Linked DNA regions of Mus musculus: regions 2 and 3 are each linked to region 1. Evidence: chromatin loops called from intact Hi-C (ENCODE). Cell type or tissue: left cerebral cortex. All regions are shown on one strand.

Region 1 (8,000 bases):
TGGAGACTACACACACACACACACACACACACACACACACACACACACACACACGTATTTAGCACTTTCTAATGTTCAAACTGCTTATCCATTAATTGAGCTAAATTATATAGAAGGTGAGAAAAGCAGTTGCTAGGCCACTTTGCACACAAGGAAAGGGATTCTCACGGGGCTAGTGACTGTGTCTAACCAGCAAGTATGTGATCTCACTTCTTTGAGTCTTGGGTGTTTCTCCTATTTGTTTTAAGGCTTTATTTGGATAAGTTCATTTTCTTGTTTTAATAGAGGAGGAACAATGCCTCTGCAAAAATAGATAAGTAAATTAATAACTAGCTTTGGCAAAAATCTCTTTTTCCTAGGATGGATGCAGCAAGTTATAGCATGTAGTATTTGAAGACCATGGCAAAATAGCCAAGGTGTGATTACCTCTAAGAAGATCTGTTGTACCTGGGGATTCAGTCCCTGGCTATGGCAGCATGGGAGATGCACTCTTTGTCAATTTGAATGAAAATTAGCTCAGAGAATTGTGTCCATCCTAATCCTCAATAATGCTTGAATACTGAACAGCAGAAAGAGAACCCAGACATACCAGCCCAGTAGATGAATGGCTTTTAGAAAGTAGAGTGCTGTGATGTTCTAGGTTTAAGAAGGGGTTGTCAGAAACGAGCAATCAGAACAGATCCTACAGTGCACATCTCTGAGTTGGCTCCACAGGTTTAACCTGCCATGGATGTTCACAAGGAAGAGGAGAAGCAAGTCTGGGCTGGAGAATCACCTGGGAGGATATGGAGGCCAGTTAAGACGGCACAGGTGCTTCTGTAAGCTGGTCACTTTTCAGGAGTGATCAATAAAGGTGAAATTGTTATTGGGGGAGGAAGATCAACAGTGGCTGAGTATTAATGACAACATCCTTGGTATTCTGTCTCTTAACTGTCATTTTCTATTTTTTAAAAAATAATTATCTCATTTCTAGAGATTAAATTCCAGAATAAATATAGACCTGTGATCCATTTTGCTTCATAACTCATTTGTGATAAAAGATTAAGACTATCAAGGTCACTTGTCTTCATGCCCTTGCTACCCATTCAGCCAAGGCTGGGGAAGCCCTGTGTGTGGATCGGAATATGCTGGGCACTGGGCCTCTGTGTTTGCAGCTGAGGAGAGATAAGAATGGCACACAGATGGCATATCAGTCTGTCCTGAAGCCATCAACTCAATGCATCAACTCAATGCAAAGACCTTCTGTTGTTGGAATTAGAGGAAGAAGATGCTTAGTGCTGTTGAGTGGCAAGAAAGAAAAGAGAATCATCAGAGAGGGGGAGCCCTTTCCCAGGAGCAGTAAGTTGTTTTATTCAACTAAATAAAAGCCCAAGGAAGTTTACTAGCAGATCCTAGGCAGATAGATAAGCTGAAGTCAGACTGCGGGTAGTTTCAGTGTCTGACTAAGAGACTGGCAGTGGGAAGCTAATAAAGAATCAGCTGAAGGCACCTGCAAATAGGGCCGTGCCTCAGAGTGATTAATGCAGCTGCTGTGTAGGGTGAACTCAAGTGGAGAAATGCAGCAGAGAGAGACATACATCAAGTATGAGGATATTGTAACAGACCAGATGAAAGACCAGATAGCTCTGAGTTAACAAAGGTGACACACAGGCTATGAGCTATTCCAAAATCAAAACCAGCAGGCTCTTGGATAACGTGGGTTTTGAGGAGCAATGAAGGGGAATGCAAAGCAAAGGGCTCACGTTTAAAAGAAGATGCCGAGATGCCATCTTGGAGTATGCAGTTGTGGTGGTTTGAATGTGCTTGGCCCAGGGTGTGGTGCTATTAGGAGATGTAGCCTTGTGGCTTTGTTGGAGGAAGTGTGTCACTATGGAGGTGGGTAATGAGACCTTCCTCCCAACCATGTGAGAGTCAGTCTTTTCCTAGCTGCCTTTGGAGCAAGAAGAGGAACTCCTCCAGCTCCATGCCTGCCGGGATACCCCCATACTCCCACCTTGATGATAATAGACTGAACCTCTGAACCTGTAAGCCAGTCCCAATTTAAATGTTGTCCTTTATAAGAGTTGTCTTGGTCATGGTGTCTGTTTAGAGCAGTAAAACCCTAAGACAGTAGTTGTTTGTTAGGACTATCCTGACAGAATAGCCACTTTCTACACAGCTCAAGATCACTGTTCTGAAGACTCTAAGTTCAAGATCAAGGTCCTGAGTGGAGCTAGTCAAGCCTTTCCTTCTGGCTTGAAAATGGCAACCTACTTGCCTTTCTTCCTTATGGTCTTCTCACGGTGTGAATACACCACTGATATTGCCCCTTGCCTCATTTCCTCTTCAGGCCATCCATCGGATTAATTAGGGCCCTGTCTCCAAAGACAGTTCCCTTTTAAAGAGGCTTTGACATATGAGTGACCCAGCTCAGCCTATGGTAAGTGAGGAGCTTGAGGTCCTGTGGACACATGGAGGTGTCTAGAAAGTGGCTTGAGGCATGGACTGGAGCATCGGGGACTGGAAATGGGAAGCTCAAGATCATGGAGCAAGCACATGAGATGAAGTCAGGAGAGAAGATCAGTCTCAGGTCACAGTGAAAGGCAATAAGAAGGTAACAATAGCTGTCGTGTGTTGATCTTACTATTTATCAGTTCAGGGCTAAGTCCTGTGCAGGCTTGGATCAATGGCTATGAAAGGGGGATCTTTACTGATGCCCTCAATATCATTTACCCTGAGTAGGTAAGGGAGCAGAAGTTTGTAAAGTGACTTTTTAAAGGTTTAATAAATAGTTCAGAGTAGGAGAAGCAGACTATAAAATTGTACGTCAAACGTCAAAGAAGATGCTTAAACTGTGAGACGCACTGAGACCAAGGAAAGCGAGCAGAAGGAAAAGAATGAAAGCAGAGGTAGGATGAGCGTTTGTGGAGGAGTTGGAGCACGTGTGAGAGGAAGAGGGAGGTCAGAAAGAAAAGCCAGGAGACCAGAGGACTACAGTGGAAGGTGACTGTGGGGCATAGGGATCAAGGCCAAGTACAGCAGAAGGCTAAGAATTAAAAATACACCCGTGGGCCGGGTAGCAGAGAGCTGCGGGTAACCTTTATGAGAGTTGGTGTTCTGCAGAGCTGGAGGCTGGTGACAGATGGCAATGTGTGGAAGGGAGAAAGGGAAGCGAAACAGAGGAGGAGGTGGCAAGCTTCGTCATGAGAAGGACAGAGAGCCGGCTGTGGTTGCAAGGGGAAGCTGAACCAAGGGAAATTTATTTTCAGAACGGGACAGAAAGCATCCGCAGTATTAGTTGGTAAGGAAGAGAAAACATAAGTTCTGAAGGTTAGAGAGAAGAGACAGTCCAATGAAACTTCTGCAGAGGTGAGGGGACAGGAGCTCAGGTCGAGGTGTGTTTCTGAAGGGACTCGGAGATGTGAGAGAACTCACTAAGGAAAGGTGATGATGGATGAGGCATGGGGTGAGCTCATCTGAACCAAGAGTTGCCTCACAGCAAATGAGATCTTCTGATGAGTTGGGTAAGTCTGAGGAGAGACTGAAGCACCTGCTGTATCAACCCATAGATTGCAGATGATACCTGAGTTTAACAGAGGCTCTGGTCAAACCGGCTCCGAGAATCTTCTGACACGAAAACTCTCTGGCATCTTATTTTGAGATGTCGAATGCAACACCATAGACTTCAACACAGTTTTTTTTTCAGCATGGTTTCTCTGAGGCAGAGTGGAGAATGCGAGTGCCTAGCAATACAGAAGCCACAGCTTGGGCTGGGAAGACTTGGGGCAAACCGAGGCCTGAGAATGGATTCAAGTGGATATAGTAGGATGTTGGGCTTCGTGTGAGCTCTCTATATACCTGAATATACACACCATTTCCAACCAGACAGTATTTAGGGAAGGGCTTCTATATAAAGAGCACTGTCAACTCTTGGGAGATGGCTGTTGTAAAGATTTTCTAGTTTGTCGTCATGCATTCTCACCTTTAACCTATGACAGAAGCACAGGCATGTGTAGAACCTGGACTAACAATGGCTAAGTGCTGGTCACATGCCTTCCCATATTGACTTTGCAGATGCTTTTAATTCTTTAGAGTTAGACTGGGTAATAACTAAATCACAGAATCAAGGTACTCAGCCACTAGCAATCTGTCTTGGTAACACTGAGAACCAATTAATTAGAAGGTAATTTAATAACATTGCCTCTACATCATCCACATGATATAGCTGAGGATGCTGGGCTTTTGGAAGTCACAGTTATTGTCTGGAGAAAGCCCAGGTATGAGTGTACTGCCCTGTGTGGGAGTAGGTCACAGATATGCAGCTGTTCTCTGGACCTTGTCCTGTCTCCTGAGAGCATTGCCCAATGACTAAGTGATGCTCTGTTTGGACACTGGGGTAATTCCTCCAAGGGAATTCAGTTCAGTCAAAGGAGAGCTCGGTTTAAGAGTTTGAATCTTGTATGAAGTAGATGTTGAAGTAAGAAAACAGAAGTAAGAAAACAGGTTTCACAGATGATGCAAGGTTGTGCACACCAGAAAAAAAGCCAGAGGGGAACAGGGATCCCGAGGCTGTGATATCTCCCAGGGCCAGGCAGTAGCTTAAGGCTGATTTCCTCCTTTAAGGTATATGTGGGTTGGTTCTCATGTATTGAAAATCAATCAGTGCTGGGGAAACTGTCAAAGGGTTTTCTTGGGTCTAGTATTGTAGCCAGGACCATGGCTTTATGCAGGCGAGCTTGCAGACAGTACTTGAGTTTACAGAGGCCAAGGTCAAACCTGTTTCAAGACTCTTCAGACACAAAACTTCTCTGGCATCTTATTTTAAGATGACGAGTGCAATACCATAGATTTCAACTTTTTTTTTTTAATGGAGCTAATAAAAATTCAGCACGGTTTCTCTGAGGCAGAGTGGAGAGCGTGAGCGCCTGGCTGCACGTGCTCCAAAGTAAGAGCTTTTTAGGCTGTTCCACAGGTGCATGATTTAAAAGTTAAACCCCATTGTCCTCAAATGAGAGACTATGGGAACACTGGATGGAGAAGATACTTGGAGGTTGTTTAGTCTGCGTGCAGTAAAAAGAAAGCCCAGGGCCTACATGGAGTTCTACCCAGGGTTGCCAGATGAGTAAGTAAATATGTCCCTGGTCTTCCTTTTGCCCAAGAGCCCAAAGACTTATTTATATTTACTACTTAGTGAGCACTTTCAAAATCGACTCAATATATCCGATAGACATTTAAATGCAAATTGAGACCCCAGAGAGGATTTATACAGGATGAGGGCTGGTACTATAACAGAGAGATGATCATATCAGAAATAGACTGAGGGACTCCACTGCTTTAATGCAAAGCTGACTTCCCTGCCAGCCAAAGCAGAAAGGAAAGAAGAGAAAACCAAATCAAACCAAACCAAACCAATAGCGAAACAACCATGAAGTCTATACAAGAAATGCTGAATGAGCGACCATTCCCTTTGAAAGCTTCTGGTTTTCAAGGAGGAAAGCTCCAAGAGGGACTTGTTGAGTGTGTTATGGTATGATACTGGCAGCAGCTAAGTTTGCGTTGCTGTACTCACAGTATCTGATAGAAGCAACTTTATTTGGGGTCAGCATAGTTTCATTCCATCATGGCAGGAAAAGCGTGGCACAGTCACTCAGCTCATGACCAGGAGCACATGGCGGAGGCCGTTCATCTCACAAAGACCAGGGACCAGAGCCTAACTGGAAACATCTGTGGTACCAGAGCCTCAGTGCCTATTCTTAGTGACTGACTCAGCTACCTAGGTCCTAGCTCCTAAAAGCTCCCTGAATAGCACCGCCAACTGGGGAACCAACATCAAAGCCATGAGCCTGATGAGGGCTATGCATGACAATGGATAATAACAGCCAGCTCTATGACTGCTGTTTCCTATATTGACTCTTCAAATATCGAACATGATCCACAGTCGCACTGGTGGAAAAGAATTCTAAAGAGAGCTTGATGTAGTCTGTGTGTAAATGCCTTTGTGGTTTGACTTGAAGGACAGATTGGCTTGTCACTTCTATCCAAGGAAGTCCCTAGCTTGATGTGACAGGCAGGAGCCAAAGTCATAAGATGAACAGTGCAATGAAAGGTGCTCATTTTACTCAAATGTGGGAGTGGAAGGAGACAAACTTAAGGAGCTTAACTGGTACAGAGAATACTACACGATGAAAGGAACCTGGCTATATAAAGATGCATGGTACATAACCCCAAATCAGAAGGGTTTGGGGTGTTTTTAGATGGAATCTCTGAGGGAATTTCTTCTCCCAGCAAGGCACTTCAGACTGTGATCCTAGACATTGATATAAGTACATATTTTATTATACTTTATATGAGTTTCTTACCTTTTTTTTAAAAAACCAGGAATTAGATGACTGATAATTCAAAATCGGGGTCCCTCCTAAGCACTTAAAGGACAGTCATTGTAGACTGAGAGAGTAATTCTAATCTCTTTTATTCTTAGCAGGTAGGCATTTAAAAATGAGATTTTACTGTAAAAAATGGATTGACACCCCTTCACTACTGCATCAGAGAGTGAGGAGGGGGAAAACCCCACTACTCTAACAAACACACAATGCTAGTGCACAAGATACATCTGGACTGAGACGCAGAGAGTCTGTGAGACGCAAATGAGAGCTTAGTTTAAGAATCTATGTAATTCAGCGAAGGGTTTTACAATTTGCTTGTAATTCTCGTTGCCACGTTAATTACTTTGTACTGTTACCAGCATCAGAGAGTGTAACGAGGGCTACAGACAGGGTGAAGACTTCTTCTGTGTAGAGAATAAAGTTCAGAATTTGCTTTGTTAGCTGGGTGTGGTGGCACATGCTCTTAATCCCAGCACTGGGAGGTAGAGGCAGGTGGATCTCTGAGTTCAAGGCCAGCCCTCATTCTAAGATAGCCAGGACTATAGAGAGAATACTTGTCTTGATAAACAAAAACAACAAACAAAACAAAACAAACAAAACAAAACAAAACAAAACGAAAAGAGAATAAAGTTCAGTTGAATACAGGGACATAGAGGCAGTCCACCTTGTTCTTCCAACTGACACAGTCCTAAGTCTTCAAGATAATTTAGGTTGTGAATGCTACTTGTGCCTCTAGCCCATGCTTGGCTGGTGATGACATCTTTGTATAATTTTCTTTCCTTTTTCATTTCCAGGATTTTCCACAGTCCCAACTACAGCACATTCAGGGTCTTATGGAATCTTTCTCATCGGGACTTCCTGGGAAGATGGGAACAAATGCCTATTCACGTCAGATAGGGCCCGGATGACAGACAAGAGAGGTGAGTCCATTCAAGTCTGACAGGCTGAACCAGAGAGTTTATTGGGGTTGCTTACAAAGCATGGGTGCTGATTTAGACGCACATGAGTGACTCAAAGGCCACTGTATCACCCCAAAGCCCAACCCAGCATGGGTGGCGACTCAGGCAAGGTACATCCTTGGAGCTCCATGCACAGCTTGCTCTCCCCTTGACTGGTCTGAAGAAAGTCTTTGCCCTAGACAGGTGTACCACTTCCATAACCTGTGTGTGTGTGTGTGTGGTGGGGGGGTTCCTCAGGAATTGTGTGCATTCCAGATGCTTCCACAGCCTTTTAAGTTTCACTTTACCCAAATTCTATGAGCCTCCTTCTTCCTTCTAGAGGGGCAAGTTTCAACTCAGGAGGAAATGGGTACCCAGAACTGTAATCGATCCCTCTCTAAGTCAGTGGCCAATGGGTCTATGGATGGTCAAGTTTCTGTCCACCTCTGGCTTGATTTTCATCATGCTGCCTCAGATGCCAACTATCCCAAACTCTGGTCCTCAAGGGTGTATTGCTTTCAACAATTCATTGTGGCCTTCTCTGACATGTTACTCTAGCATCTCGCCAAGCCTTCTTTTCTTTAGCAGCATGCATAACTACCATTATATAAAACAACTGTTTGACATTTGATGATTGGATTTATTGACGATCTTCCCCCACTAGAATGTCAAGTCCACGAGGGGATAGGTCTGGTTTTGC
Region 2 (8,000 bases), 120 kb before region 1:
GAGGGACGGAGCTGGAAAGCTCAGTTGCAGAATAGTGTTGAGGCAGGAGGCAGCAGTGGGTCAGCAGGCTCAGGGGAAACCTCCAGTATGGCTCATAGGGAGTTTCTGAACCACAGAGTGGGTAGCCGAGGGCGGCAAAGAGCAGCAGAGGCTTGACCAAGACTGGAAAATGAGGTTCCGAGGGAGGGAGAAAGGTTGGCCTTGGCTTTCCTGGCAGGGTGGGGGCTGAGGCCATCTGCCAGCACACCCGAGGATTGCCATATTGTCATTATTTGAGATTCACAAAGACTTTCAGCAGCCCTGTAACCGACTCTCACTGACACCCCAGCCCTACATCTGTTGATCTGCTTTTAAATGTGGTGCGATCTTCCCTCCCCGGTATCTGCAGCGATGTAAGTGCCAGGCGTGACAGGCCTGGACAGGAGCCAAGGAGTATTGATTACATACTGTCTGTCCTCTAGTCGAAACTTGTTTATGTTCCAGAGTCAAACATCACCCAACAGGAAGGATTCTTTGTGGGAGTTTTCCAGGAAACAAAATCAGAAGTTGGTTTTGCATTCATTCATGTGTATTTAAAAGGGAGTCTCTGGCCTCTTTTTAAACTTCAAAGAGAAGAGTCATATAGGAGATGCCACGTAACATCTTCTGACACAAAGAACTCTGATCTGAACTCCGGAGGCCACTGTACCTTGGGGTAAAGGACCTTCTAGGTTCCAACTAGGGTGGTGAACCCCAGAGAAGAACCTAGACTTTTGACATATGAATGTTTTAGGTTTAAATTTTGTGTAGATATGCATGTGAGTGTGGTATATATGTGTTAGATATTGACTTCTGAGTGTGCTTATGTGTGTACGCGCAGAGGCCTGAGGAAGATGTTGGATGGATGCTCAGTCCTGTTGATCTCCCTTGAGGTCTCTCATGGAACCTTGAGACAGACTTGCATCCTGCAAGTCTCTTTCATCCCTCTGTCTCCACACCCCTCAGCACTGAGGTTACCGTGGTGTGGGGTCAAGCTCAGCTTTTTGTTAGGGTGCGGGCATCCTACCCAGGTCCCTCACACTTGTGACGCTGCCACTCCTACCCACTGAGCTATCTCCCTCATCACATCTCCTTTTAGATCCAAATAAGCACTTTCCAACAGTAATTCTCAGTTCTTTCCTGTATGTAGCTTGCATAGTGAAGTTGGCTAATGTGAATTTCATAAGTTCGTGAAAATCTGTGTCAGCCAAGGGACCCACTAGTATCTACTGAGAGGCAAGAGGGGCCAGAATATGAGAAAAATCTATACACAGGAAGTCCGAGGGGGGGGGGAGGATGCAGACATTGCAAAGAGAATAGGTTTTGCAGAAGATGGCTGACACATTTGACTTTATTCATGATAGTTTTACCATGTAAACTAGATGATTTTTGGCAAGGGTTTGAATGGAGTGCAATTTATTCCATTTTTTTTCTTTACACACACACACACACACACACACACACACACACACACACTGAAGGAAAAAGCAACAGTGTTTTCAGAAGAACAGCATGAGTTATTCACTTAGAGAATGTTTAGTCTTGCAAGGAGTTGACACGATAGAGTACTGTCCCTGACACCTCTGTCTCTCACTACCACCCCAAAGATCTCCAGGCCCTGTCACGTTACAGCGCACAGAGACTGCATAGCTGTGACTAGTACAAGAATCTTGAAGACAGAGTTTGTTTTCTGGATGGGCCAATGCACTCTCAGAAGAGGAAGGTAGGAGTGTTAGGTCAGGAGGGAGGCAGAAAGCTGGGTCAGGGCATGTGCATACAGAAGCAGAAATCAGCGTGATGCCAATCCTGGAAGCAAGCTGGGAGCAAAAGAAACCAAAGGAGCCAGGCATCCAGCAACCGGAGAGGGCAGGAACTGGAGAGTCTCTGCAGAAGCCTCTAGAAGAAATGCAGTGCTGTACTGACACCCAACTTTAGCCCTTAGTACCCACTCTGGCCATCTGACTTCCACTTTGTTAAAGTTACATTGTTTCAAGCTATTACGGTCTGAGTTCCTTGTTACATCAGCAAGAGGAAACTAATAATAAACCTAGTGAGTGGTTGGATCGCTTGGAGTTTATATTGTTTCTGCATTCTAGACCTGCTCTTAAGTGTCCTATGTGATAATTCACTTCACATGTTCTTCTTTTGTAAGCCGTACCTCTCTATGTGTGCTCTATGTGTGTGTGTGTCTGTCTGTCTGTGTGGTAGTGCTAGGAGGTCCTGAAGATGGAACCCAGGGTCTTGAAAGCTCCACCCTGTCCCACTCTTGCTTTTACACGCCCATCTCTATTAGCGGAGAGCCCCCAGGGGAAGAACAGCCTTATTCTAGCTCCGTGTCTCTGCGTGGGCGCCGTGCTCCGTGTGGGGGCCTTGCACATTTGCTGAGTAAGCGACTCAAGAAAAGTGCCTGGGAGACAGGTTTCAAGTGGATTCATTGTGACTGTCCTCTCTGGTTTGGTTAGATGGGGGGGGGGGTGTCACTCTTCAATTTGAAGATAACAACCTTAGAAGAAAGGCCCAGCCTTGCCCCAGCCTTCACACTGTGTGTGCCTCTGGAATGACTCTTCTTTTTGGATGCAGTCTGCCCTGGGAGCTGTGGGCTGAGTTCCTGTGAGATTTGTTGTCTCTGCTGGATTCCATACCAACAGAAGCTGGGTTCTTGAGAGAACTGCTTCTTTTTTTTTTCTTTTTTCGTTCTTGCTAGAGTTCCTGTGGAATCTAGAGAGTGTAGTGTGAACTTAGAATTACGGCTTTTCTATGTCAGCAGTTCTTGGGGTGGGGGGTCCTCTGCCTCAGGGTGCTGAAGAAAGTCTCTTTGTCACCTGTCACAATACTACCTCCCTCTACCTGAGAACTGATTTCTTTGTTTCTCTTCTCCCCCCTTCTCTATATATGGAACTTTCCTTTCCCCAGCATTGGGGCATAACATGCCCCTCCCCCACCCAGCTTCCACCCCCTGCTTCTGTTTCCCTCTAACCCAGCTTGCCGGGTCTTTGTCTGCTGCTGGTGACAAGCAGTTCAGGAGTTCACAGCACACATTCTCATGGTGAAGACAACTTCCTTTTCAAAGAGGTCCCTGGGCATTTCTAAAATGAAGCCCTAGAGGAAGAGGAGGAGGCTGTGCCGCCCGCCGGCTCTGCCTCTGTCACTGCACAGATCCCCCACATTGTCGTTAACCGAATAGAGGAGGAAGTGGGCATCTAGCACAGGAAGCTAGGAAGAGGAGGAGGATGTGCGCCGGCTCTGCCTTTGTCGCTGCACAGATCCCCGCATTGTGCTAGCTTCCTGTGTGAGATGCTCACCTCCTCTACCAGGTTAGCGACAGCTCTCTCTAAAACACATGTTGGGCTGAAAGACTGGTTTTCCCTGACAGATGAAGGAATTTCCATAAAGATAATTAAAATAATGTGAAAGGCATATATGGCCCACACACCTGAAACCAGGGACTTGGCAGATTTTCCTACACCACATACACAGGGGCATTAGTGACTAAGGTAAGAACAACCCAAGTGTCCACCAGCAGAGTAGATAATGTTTGAATGCATAAACAAATGTGGCATTTGCATACAATGGGACATTAACCTTAGAAAAGGGTGATATTCTGATATCTGATGCAGGCTACAACATGAGTCACCCTTGAATACATTTTGCAGAGTGAAGTAAGCCAGATACAGAAAGATAAGTACTGTGCTGTTCCGCCTCTGTGGGAGAACTGAAAACTCACAGAACTGTGGTCACCAGAGGCCTGGGGAGAGGGGCCATGGAGTTACAGTCTAAGGGGTCAGCTGTTCAAGGAGGTGGATGCACACTAACATGCATCGGTTTAATCACTAGGTACTCATCATCAAGTCTTTTTGTTTTTGTTTTGTTTTGTTTTGTTTTGTTTTGTTTTGTTTTTGTTTTGTTTTTTCGAGACAGGGTTTCTCTGTATAGCCCTGGCTGTCCTGGAACTCACACACTCTGTAGACCAGGCTGACCTCGAACTCAGAAATCTACCTGCCTCTGCCTCCCAAGTGCTGGAATTCAAGGCGTGCACCACCACTACCCGGCGTCATCCAGTCTCAATGAAACTGACCAGTGCACTTGGTGTGGTGACACTTGGTGTGGTGACACTTGGTGTGGTGACACTTGGTGTGGTGACACTGGTAGAGCTTACCTTGGCCGTCCTTTTACCACAATAGAAAATGGGAACAACGAGGAATATGGGCATTATAATTTTGCTGTTTCTTCATTATTTATTTTTCTTTTTTGGCCAAGGCTGCAAGTAGAAGGTTCAAACGATGTACAAATAGTTGGAGATTTACCAACCAACATCGCTGCTGTTTGTGTATCATCTATGCTGTGATGTGAATAACACTTATTCAAACACCAATGAGAATACATTTTCCTCCTAAGTAATTTTTTTCCCTGTGACTTTTGTACACCAATCTAGGAAAGAAAACATATCTATTGAGACAAATACATGCTTTCAAAGGTCACCAAAATAAACTTGGTGACTGTGGCAACCCTTGGAACTGGGCAGAGGAACCTGCATTTTGCAATGCTTGCGCACACACTGAATGATACTACTTGTCCTGGGTTCCCTGACTTCATACAGGAAATATGTGACCTCCGGGTCCTCAGGCTCTCTGAAAGGGAGCTTTGATAAAGACAAAGCGAGCAGGGGGATTCCTCTTGGTTCAGGTAATTTTTGCGGCTGATAGTTGTGATCAAGTTTTGAAAAACAAATACCACCTGCTCACCGCTGAATCTGGGAACAAGAGTTCCAGTGGAAGGACGCAGATTTGATGGCCAGAGGCCCGGGGTGCTTGGCAGGCTAACAGGGTGATTTTTTTAGTGAGTCATTTTGACATTCGGTGACCCACCTCGCGCCCATCAGTCTTCATAGGCCGGCCCAGGGTAAATGCCTGTCTACAGTTTGGGGCGCAGGCCTAGTGGAAGCAAATGTGCCACCTCCAGGGGAGCATAAAAGACAGACCATAGGAGATCACAAACCTGGGAGACTCCCGCCTTTGTCCTGACCGGTCATTCAGTACTATTTAAAATATCACATTGAAAGTTAGCTCCTTCTTCTTCCCTGCTTCACTCCCGCTCTCTTCTTCCTTCCTTTCTTTCTTTTTGCTTTCTTTCTTTTATTTTCTACCTGTTTTTTTTGCGGCTCATGCTTCTTACCCTTTATATCATCCAGAACTACACATGCCTGCTGATACACTTATGTGCATGTGCACATGTACCCACACACACCACACCCTATACACACACCATACACATGCATATACATACACACATCATACACACCTCATACTCACACCACACCCTACACACAGACGCACGCACACCACATCCTACACACATACTCACACCACACAACCTGCACACACACCACTTTTTATGCACACACACATACACCACACTTTACACACACACAGCATACATACCACACATACCACACCGTATACACACCCTATACACACACCACATCCTACACCATACACACACCATACAACCACACACACCACATCATACACACATGCACACACACCATACATCCTAAACACATACCACATCCTATGCACACACACATATACCACACACTACACACACACCATACCCTATACACATACAACCCACATCCTACACACCCCCACATACATCACCCCTCCACATACACACACTACACATATCACACACATCACACCCTACATACACATACTACACATATCACATACCTCACCATACACACACTACACATGCATACATATGTATGAGCACCAAATTAATCTCTGCTTTTTTTTCTTTCATGTCTTCAGAATAGAATTATAGGTAGCTATGATATAAAATCGAAACCGAAGGGAGCTGGCGGATAGAATAGAAAATATAGAGAAGACGTGGGCATAGCCCTTCCTTAGAATTTTCCCTTCTGCGGTTCTCTTCAACCACTGCACACAAAAGCCAGGCCTTTCCAGATACCAGGGGTACTGGAGAGCCCAAAGTGGGAACAACCAAGCATGCTATGTCCTTTTTGAAGCAGGGGCTATAATTCTGCTTGGGAGATGCTGTGCTACTGAGGAGCTAGCTGATAGACAGCATGGGAGGCTGCAGGGTGAACCTTCCTGGGGCTGTGAGAAAGCAAAGGCTGTTTGCTGGCTTCTCTCTCTCTCTTCCTCTCTCTCTCTCTCTCTCTCTCTCTCTCTCTCTCTTCCTTTCTCTTCCTTTCTCTCTTCCTCTCTCTTTCTCTCTCTCTGTCTCTCTCTCTGTCTCTCTCTGTCTCTCTTTTGTAGGGAGGTCTCTGTATAGCCCAGGCTATCCTGGAACTCACTCTAGACCAGGCTGGCCTCAAACTTAGAAATCTACCTGCCTCTGCCTCCCAAGTACTGGGATTAAGGTGTGTACCACCACTGCCTGACTTGCTGACTTCTTTCTATCTCCATGACTAGACTCAGGTTGGCAGGATGATCTGAGAGGTCAACTTAACAATCTGGAGCACAGATTGATCAACAACTGGAAAAAATTTATTGTAGCATTTGAAATGTTAAATATCAGCAGTAATAACTGTAGTAATGATGATATTATTATAGCTAAGAGACCAGCTAGGTATTTTTATGTGGCATGTTTTGAATCCTGTGACACAGTGCTGTTTTCTTTGCTTCAAACTCTGGAGACAGCTACTATTGTTAAAAGCAATACACAGGGTATCCCCTGTGGAGAGATAAGGTATATGCATATTGAAGCCTTGGAGTGACCATTTGAGCAGATATCCATGATTCATGAGTTGGACAGCTCCGAACTGCAGGTGTTTGGAGTTCCAGCCAAGGGTGGGAGTGGGGGCAGGGGAGGGGGTCATATGGTAAGTATTGAATCCCAGTAGAGAGGTGACTGACTAGAGTGGGGTAGTAGCCTTCAAGTCGCAGGTTAGAGGTTAGGTTGGCATGTTCTGCCAGGTAAAACAAGTCTCAGTTGCCAGCTGTGATTCTTCCTGCTGAGTTGACATTCTAGTTTGTGGATGGAGCGTCCGAGGACGCCACAGCTGCCTCAGTGTAATGACCTCCCATTTAATCATCATAACACTCCATTTTACATATTGAGGCTACAAGAAGCTATTTACCTAAGGACTGGATGACTAAGAGGCAGACGCTTCATTATTTGTCCGTGTTTCGCCTCCTCCTTTTACTTCTTTAAGATTGGTGGTTCCTGTATTTGACGACGACGATGCCTCCCGATCCACCATAACCATCAGGAAACAAAGTGAAGTGTTTTTGGAAAAAAAAAATCTCCCTGTGGTAGAAGAGGGAGACAGGCAGTTGTCTGTAGTCATCTGGTGGCCAGCTAAGGTGGCAAGCCTTCCTTCCCATAGGCCGGTTGTTCTGACAGCATGCAGCAGGCATGCTTTAATTTAATTAGCTTTGAGGAGGTAAGAACGGACAATTTTGAGGTGTGGTTTTTCTTGAGGTGGTGTGCAGATACGTAAAGGCGTTTTTTTAAAATGGTGTTTTAGTGGGGCAATTACAGAGCTTGAGTAATTTTGTGTTTCGATTAGGGAGAGTCAACATTACAGTGTAGGGTGAGGACTCACGCTGCCAGGGAGAGACAGACAATTGGTGGCTGCCTCCATATGGAGAGCCCCGGCCCTTCATAGGTGTCATCCAGTCAGTGACTTGGCGATTCCTGCCCTTTCCACTTTCCCTGCTGTGTGCGCTGGGCACTTGGCACTGGAGGACTTTGTCTTCCATGCCCCTGCCTCTGTTTCAGAGTGGGAGGTGTAGCAGAGCCTAGAGAGTAAGATGAGGGGGAGGTGGGGGATTGCTTCTCTGTTCTGTGTTGTGCTTCTAAAAATTAGTTTCCTCTTGAAGACAGCTCCAGCAGGCCGCTCCTCCTTCAGGGTTTCACTACAAAATGGACCCCAGGATAACGATACCTCTTTCCTGTGCCTTCAGTCCCGGATGCTAGCAGTGACTCTCATTCAAAGGCTCCGCCCAGAGTGC
Region 3 (8,000 bases), 73 kb after region 1:
AAAGCTGTGGGTTTGACACCCAGTGCAGGCAGCAAAGAAGAGAGCGTCACAGTGCCCACGATGCTCAGGGCATAGGCGCGTGGTCTCTTACTACAGATAGGGAAGAAGCAGCAGCCTCTTCCAGCAGGGCAGCCTGGCAACCTCTGCAGAGACCAGCAAGAAAAAAACCTGGGGCAGGGGTGGGAGAGATGGCTTAGGAGTTGCAAGGGCTTGCTGCTATTCCAGAGGACCCAAGGTCGGTTCCCAGCACCCACAGGAAGAGGTTCATAAGTGCTGATAACTCCGCTTGTAACCTTTTCTGGCCTACAAGGATACCTGCATACATGTAACAGTGACTCAACACACACACACACATACACACACACAGAAAAAAGGCAAAAAATACATAGACAGGAATATTATTCCTATTAGACAAATTTGTCATGAGCAGTGGTGGCTGACAGTAGAATGCTGTACTTGGCTGTCTTCAAATCAAAGTTATTGACACTTATATACCATTGCAAATTGAATGATGTTCATAGAATATTATTTTAAGGATATATTTATTTTATTTTATGTGTGCGAGTGTTTTGCCTGAATGCACATATGTATACCCTGTGAATGTCTGGTGCCTGAGGAGGTCAGAAGAAGGTGTAAGATTCTCTGGATTGCTATAAACCACCATGTGGATGTAGGGAGCAGAATTCGGGTACCCTGCAAGAGCAACAGGCACTTTACTGCTGAGTCATCTCTCCAGCTCCCGTAATAGAGTCTTAAGTGAAAACGATCTTAAGTCAGTTTAAAATCAGCAAATATGCTTTAATTCTGTGCTGGTATCTAAAAATATGTCTACATTTACTAAATATGTATATAATATACAGGAAACAAAGAGGTGTATAATATACAGGATACATATATAATATACAGAATATATGTGTATAATATACAGGGAACAAATATACAGGAAACAAAGATGAAATGGCATATATCTAAATATAATCAGAGATTACCTCTAAAAGGTGTAATTATCAGTCTTTGATAGTAGTTTCTTAAATTACTGCATCCTTAGGTGTCTTTAAAATGAATGTGTCTATACGATTACAAAATGTATGAACAAAAATCTGACAGTCGTTTAAAATGCAGGTCAAATTGTGTAATAGTGTGAGTGTGAGCCACTCACGGAATAAACGTGGGATCCCAGCATTTGGAAGAGTTGATTAGGAGGAGCTTGATTTCTAGGTCAGCCTACCTGTACCTCCCATTGAAAAATATTTAGCATATTTCTTACTTGTACAAATTTAACCAATACCGTAAAAATAAATCATAGATACTAATATATAATGTAGATTGTTAGGTTACAATCTATGGCATTATATTTATGCACAATATAAATATAAAATAAAAAGCAAAATCCCTCTTCAATAAATGACTTTCTGAAGGGCAAGGAAATCTAGCCACCTTTTACCTTCCGTGAACACAACCCAGTGTGGCTGAATTCACATGAATGCACTTACCATCTGAACCATCGAAGAACAGTCTACAGAAGTGGTTCTCAGCCTTCCTAGTGCTGCGACCCTTTAATACAGTTCCTCAGGTTGTGGTTGACCCCCAACCATAAAATCATTTTCATTGCTACTTCATAACCACAATTTTGCTACTGCTATGAATTGTAACACAAGTATCTGTCGTGCAGAGTATCTGATGTGTGACCCCTGTCGGGTTGAGACCTACAGGTTGGTCTATGGTCTTCATTTATGAATAAGTACTAATCAGAAAACCACACAGTCATAGAAGAGACAGTGTGCTGCTGTGAGCTATCCCAGCACAGAAGCACGGAGAAGCCCAGCTGGTCAGACTCAGAAGCAAACAATTCTTCCCAACTCCAGTACAGCCCTTCCCTGAGTGGAAGGATGATGATGTAATGATTGGGATGCTGGAGAGCAGGGTAGCTTGGTGAAGTATTGAAGGTCAGACCAAGGGGTGCTGATAAAGTGGACACTAGGAGGGAAAAATCTATTCGTCTAGGGCGATGGCACTAAGACTCAATCAAATGGCACTTAGATTCCACCTGAGAGTGGATTTTTTTTTTTCAAAGCCCTAACGGAACCAGTGCTTTCTCTATCAGCAAGTAATGGGAGCAAGCTTCTCTTCTTTCTCGTCCATCCCCCTGCCTTTGCATGTTTAGAATCCAGGAGGATCAGAGCCTGCCAGGTGACTTTCCCCTACGTATCACCATCCTCTGTGCAAAGCATTTGAAGCTGGCTGAGAAATGGCTATCCACACAGGTCATACCTCGTGTGGAAATCTGCCGATACCAAAGAGGGGAACTTGTGTCTCATGGAAGAGACATGAGCATCCTGCCCCTGTTGCTGTCCCCTGGTCCCTGAGTGCATGCCCAGGACACAGTCAGTTTCTCTAGGCTCTAGTCTCCTTGAATAGGAAACAAGAATAGAAGTCCATTCTTGTGTAGTATTGGGGCGGGGGGGGGGGGGAATCATCCCAGATGTTTCTAGTTCATTATTCATTGCCAGATTTCAAAGAACAAGAACATAGAGGAGTTTGCAAGAGTTTTGAAAACACTCCATGTCTGGGGAAAAAAAAAACCCAACCCAAAACCACAGATCATTTCATTGTGTTCTGCTGGAGCGAGAGGACGGGCGGTTTTCACTCATAGCATCGAGAACCTGCAGTTCCTGCTTTAGCTGAGCTGTCAAGTTATTTTCAGGAATCAGCTAGCCGCGTTTTAAGGTAGATGCATGTAAACTATAATATGACCATGTGAGGACAGGGAGTCTCCCAGACCTGTCCCCGGCTCTGTGTCTGCATAGATCTGACATATGCTTAACTCCTGCTGCTTCTCTTCCCGACTCGACCATCACCCACTAATCTGGTGTGTGATGAGGACCATGAACTTGGAGGAAGAAGCCTCTGCAAGTCCTCTGCCTTCGATGTCTATTTTTTTTTCTATCTACAGTAAGGGATGAGGTTTTAACACCTATCTCAGAACCGTGGGAGGACGAATGAAATCACACATATGATGTTCTCCTACTTTGCCAGGCAGCAAGGAAATGGTTTTTAAGTGTCGAGTTGTGGAATCTGTTTCCCATACCAGAAGACTCCGGGCATCCATTCCTCTGTGGCTTGCAATGCTGAGGCTATTCATCTTTGCTTTCTTGACATCTTTCTGTCTCTCTGTGCGTTATTCCCTTGGGTGAGGCTCATCAGTACCCCCCCGCACACACACAAACACACACATACACACACAAATACCCCACATGCACACCCCCCCACATGTACACACACACCCCACATGCACACACACATGCATGCACACACACACACACACACACATGCATGCACACACACACACACACACACACACACACACACACACACACACATACCACATGCACATACATACACACACACACACAGACTGCACATGACAAAACAATAGGAAAAAGCTAAAGGTGAAGTGTGTGTGTGTGTGTGTGTGTGTGTGTGTGCGCGCGCGCGCGTGCAGGTATGTATGCCTGTGAATCTGGAAACCAGAGGTCAACCTTAGATGTTGTTCACCAGGACATTGGCTGTCTTGATTTTTGAAACAGGATCTCTCACAAAGACTTGAGGTTTGCTGAGTCTGGCTAGCCAGTGAGCTTTCCCCAGCACCAGAATCCCAAGCCCAAACCATCATAGTTAGCTTTTGTATGGGTGCTGGGGATCAAATTAGATCCTCATGCTTGTATGGCAATCCCTTTAGTAACCGAGCCATTTCCCAATCCCGTGTGTGTTATTTTTGTGCACAAAAATATTGTGCACACCAGACTCCGCGTAGAACATGACATAAGGTAGAATAAACTTTATTTAAGCATCAGAGAGCAGAAATTTTGATGGGGATCAAACCTGAAGTTCACGAAGGGAGAAGTTCCTTAAGTATGCAGCGCTTCCTCTTACTGTGTTTGGAAGAGGCGGTATGATCCTGTTTCTCCTTTGCTGCCCTCTTTGAGCTCACTTCTCTTTGTCCTCACTTCTGCCTATTGTGATTGTTCTCGGTTGTGTTCTGGACCCCAACAAGATACTGCTGGCTTATCATTTAGCACCCATAAGCTATTTACATATGACACACGCTGTATGTATGCTCTGTGCTCCAGTTCCTCATCTTAGTAGACTACAGGAGTCCATGCCAGTCCCTGGAAATATTGACCTTGGTCTACAGCTCGACAATGAGTTAGTGACACAAGATGTTTGCCAGTGTCTTGAATAAAAAGGGACCCAGGGCAGCTCCCGGCTTAAACTTTCCATCCTGTGTAAAGAGCATGGGTCTCATTGCTTGCTCCGAATTAAACTAGCCCAGTGCTTAAATATTCATGCTTTGCTTATTTCGGGATATTTAATTTATTATGTATCACTTTTCTGGGGTTTTATATAAACTTGCCTGAGGACTTTTTTCCCCCAGTTTGAGTGCTGGCAGAATGTTCCCTTTTCTTTGGCAGTGTGTTGACGAGTTAAAGAAAGTCTGCTTAGCTGGGAAGATGATTTTCTTTTTACAGATTGCCCTTGCACCTTAATAAAAATGATAGTGGAGTCATTACCACCAGAATTAATTAGTCTTTAATGATCATTAGTGTGGTGTCCAATGTGAGGTTCCATTAAAACATCTGCTTAGTGTATTCCCAAGGCTGGAAGCTGTTCTGGGCTGCAGGATCAATTGAGGATGGCGAGAGTGAGGGAGAGGCAGATTTCTTCCTTTCTGTCCATCTCCCACTGAGAAAGACACTCTTGTCTCCCCCATCTCTCATATCCTCACCCACCGTCTCTGCCCTGTGAACTCATGGTGGGGTAGCCTAGAGAGATGACTGCTCCTTAGAGCAGGGGATCACATCTCCTTCTTCGGCTTCCCTTTTGCCTGACTTAGGCATGTGTGAATTCTGGCTGAGTCTGGGTCTGGTCTGGGGCAAGGGGCTGGGTCTGGGTCTGGATCTGGGGCGGGGCTAGGTCTGGGCCTGGGTCTTGGTCTGCATCTGAGGATGGAGCTGAGGCAGAGTTGGTGAAGGCTCAAAACTCCAGGGTAGCACAGACTATTTCTCCCCATATTTAAGATAAAGGAACCATTGATTAGAAGTCAAGAGACTCTCTGCAGGAGCGAATCTACGGTGACTCTTGGGCACACATTTTCCTCTTTGGTACAAGTCACATGCCTGCTGTGCTCCTAGTATATAAACACAGATCACTTGATTATCAAGTGTTAATTAAAAATGACATGCGTCGCCCCTCATCCCCACCCCCACACATCATAAACCAGCACTCCTTCTTGCCACCACCCACACAGCATCTGTTGGAGCTTACATATGAGTTCCAGTATTAGCCTAGGAAAATCACAAAACAAAGTTAGAAATTTAAATTAGCTGCCATGGAAGGAATCATATGTCATCCCTCTACTCAGAAGCATTATATAAGCAGCACAGAAGAAAGGAAGACGGGAAAGGGGAAGGAGGCAGAGAGAATAGGGTGGAGGAGAGGAGAAGACAAAGGAAGGAGGAAGGAAATGAAGAGTGGGGAGGGGCAGGGGAGACAGAAGAAGAAGCAGGAGGGAGTTGACAGAGCAGCTAGGTAAAAAGTTGAAAGTATGCAGAAGAGAAAGTTACAAATTACTGCTGGACATAGAGTGAAGACTTTAATAATAGTTATCTGCTTTAAAAATGAGATCAGGTCATAATTTTATAAGATGGTTTCTTTGCAAATTAATTTACAAACTTAATATACACTTATTCCCGAATAAAAACTCGTAGAAAATTAAAACAAGTTATTCTAACTTTTTTTTATTTTTCAGAGGGCTAACTAGTTTAATACATTTTTATATTTGTAATGGGATAATCAACTGCCAGATACAAAATGGAAGAGACACGATATGGCAATTCACATGATACTATTAATATAAGAATAGACTGACAGAGACTGAAAAGCCTGAAGCCAATGGATGCATAGATAAGCATCTTATAGAGGGTAGAAATGACATTCCAGACAAGCAAGGCAAGTATGGGTTGGTTATATTTGCTCTGAAGAACACCCCTTGGTGGGCTGTTATATCTGAGTCTGCTCTAACAAATTCCCCTCAACTCAGTGGATTAATGAAACAGATTTATTGTCCCATAGATCAGGGGACCAGATGTCAGTGAATCCTTCCCGTTCAGTCAGAGTAGGCTGGGCAGAGGTCCCTGTTGAGGCTGTAGGTGAGGTCCTCTTCTTTTCCTCCCCATTTCTGGTGGTCGCTAGTTTCCCTGGGCTTGTGGGGGCACCATCTAGTCTTGACTTCTGTCTTTGCATGGCTGTCTCCTCTGTGTGTGGCAAACTTTCCTAAGTCTTGCAAGAGCAGTACAACTAGGTTCTTGTGGCACTCAGCTAACCCAGGATAATCTCCTCATGTCAAGATCTTTAACTTAGTCCCAGCTGTCAAGATCTTTCTGTGCATATGGTAATACATCCAGGTTCCAGGGATTAAGACCTGCTATCTTTGAACCAACATCATTCACCTTACTGCAATCAGAGTTCAATTAGATTCTTATCTCATTGGTACATCAAATAAGCCTACAATACGTTAACTATGCAAATAGAAGATGTGAAAGCAAATAGCTTTGTGATCTCAGAGACTGTCTTTTGAAGGATGAAAGAGAAGATTGATAGTTTTCCTGGGTAGAAATTAAAAGCCTGCTTTACGTCTAAAATTACCATAAACAAAATTACAAAGAATCGCCACATTGCAAAAAGAATTTGTAAGAGACAAAACGTTTATGTCTTTAATGTTTGAGGAACTTCCGCAAGTCAGAAAGAAAAAAAAAAAGTCTAATGCAACAATAGCCCCAGAGACAGTGACAAAGTTTTCACTAATGTTGAAAATTTTAAAAATCGATGGACATTTAAAAATGTATTTTTATGGCTCAGTGGTTAAGAGCACTGACTGCTCTTCCAGTGGTCCTGAGTACAATTCCCAGCAACTACATGGTGGCTCACAACCGTCTGTAATGGGATCTGATGCCCTCTTCTGGAGTGTCTGAAGATAGCTACAGTGTACTCATATACATAAAATAAATAAATAAATTTTAAAAATGTATTTTTATAGTAGCTAAATTCAAATTAGACATTAATGGTGTATTAGCTTTAAACTAACAAATTGCAATATTCAATAATGACAATGAAATGAGAGATTGATGCTTTCATGCTCTGGCTGGCATGTTATTGGTACAAGCTTCCTCAATATATATAGGAAAGATCTTTATGTTCTCTTGGAAGCAGAAGGCACAGTTTTAAGTATGTCAATAAGTGAGTGACTGCACACAGAACGGGACATGAATGTCTTTCCCAGCTTCATTAAGACATGCAGAGATGACAAACTGCCTAATTCCCACAAGAGAGGTTGTTTAAGTAATTTCAACACGACTATAGACTGGGATATGCTGCAAGCCTTATATAATAAATTCTGCTTAATGAGATGGAAACTTTATAATATGTAGTTACATGTAAGAAGCTAGGAAGTAGACTGCACATCTGGGCCCGTGAGTGCATGTGTTACACATGCGTGTTTGGTTGTGTGTGTGTTGAGGGAAAATGTGAATGGTGGTTATCACTGGACCACAGGATCATGGGGAACCCTCCCCCCTTAGAAACAGAATGATAGATCCCCAGAACACTAAAAATAGGACCCTCGTGTGATCCTACTGTCCTAACCACGAGCATGCTAGAAAGAATCTATGTCTGAATTTCAGAGAGGCATTTGTACCTCCACATTTGCTGCAGCTGTATTCACAGTAGTGGCTATATAGACTGCCTAGAAGCCCACCAAAGGATAAAGTCGGTGGGGTATACACACAATGCATGCTTACCCGGCCACATAGAACAAACTTCACTGTGGAAAAATGGGGGGACATAGAGATCATCATGCTCAGAGAAATAAGCTCCACCCAAAAGGACAAAAGTCGCATGCCATCCTCTGTGTGCAGAATCTAGATTTTAAAAGGGAATGCAAG

The links. Hi-C counts contacts between places; a loop is a spot of excess contacts. Peaks named below come from ENCODE experiments on the same cell type or tissue, not always from the same donor. Only the 100,000 strongest peaks of a DNase experiment are listed, where the experiment ranks them.
Region 2: it touches region 1 in a loop (7-fold over the local background); 3 of 42 quality-filtered maps call a loop at or near these places.
Region 3: a loop joins it to region 1, with 6 times the contacts of the local background. A loop is called at or near these places in 4 of 42 quality-filtered maps.

What each region holds. Positions count from the first base shown.
Region 1 is chr13:97,556,704-97,564,703 of GRCm38, forward strand. It overlaps Gm5086 (predicted gene 5086), which reads left to right and starts at 3,297. Exons shown (of 3, transcript NR_046157.1): 1 at 3,297-3,503; 2 at 7,157-7,282. In left cerebral cortex, a CTCF peak has its summit at 5,830; DNase peaks (open chromatin) are centred at 3,123, 3,663 and 5,707; H3K27ac peaks cover 5,221 bases.
Region 2 is chr13:97,439,372-97,447,371 of GRCm38, forward strand. All of the region lies in intron 1 of Lncenc1 (long non-coding RNA, embryonic stem cells expressed 1), which reads left to right. Among named protein-coding and RNA genes, the nearest start is that of Lncenc1, 8.4 kb to the left of the region's middle. In left cerebral cortex, a CTCF peak has its summit at 3,137; DNase peaks (open chromatin) are centred at 463, 1,754, 1,970, 2,617 and 2 more places; H3K27ac peaks cover 2,823 bases.
Region 3 is chr13:97,629,306-97,637,305 of GRCm38, forward strand. No RefSeq gene overlaps it. Among named protein-coding and RNA genes, the nearest start is that of Gm34087, 11 kb to the left of the region's middle. In left cerebral cortex, a CTCF peak has its summit at 7,035 (motif pointing left); DNase peaks (open chromatin) are centred at 2,727, 2,964, 3,743, 4,415 and 1 more place; H3K27ac peaks cover 7,009 bases.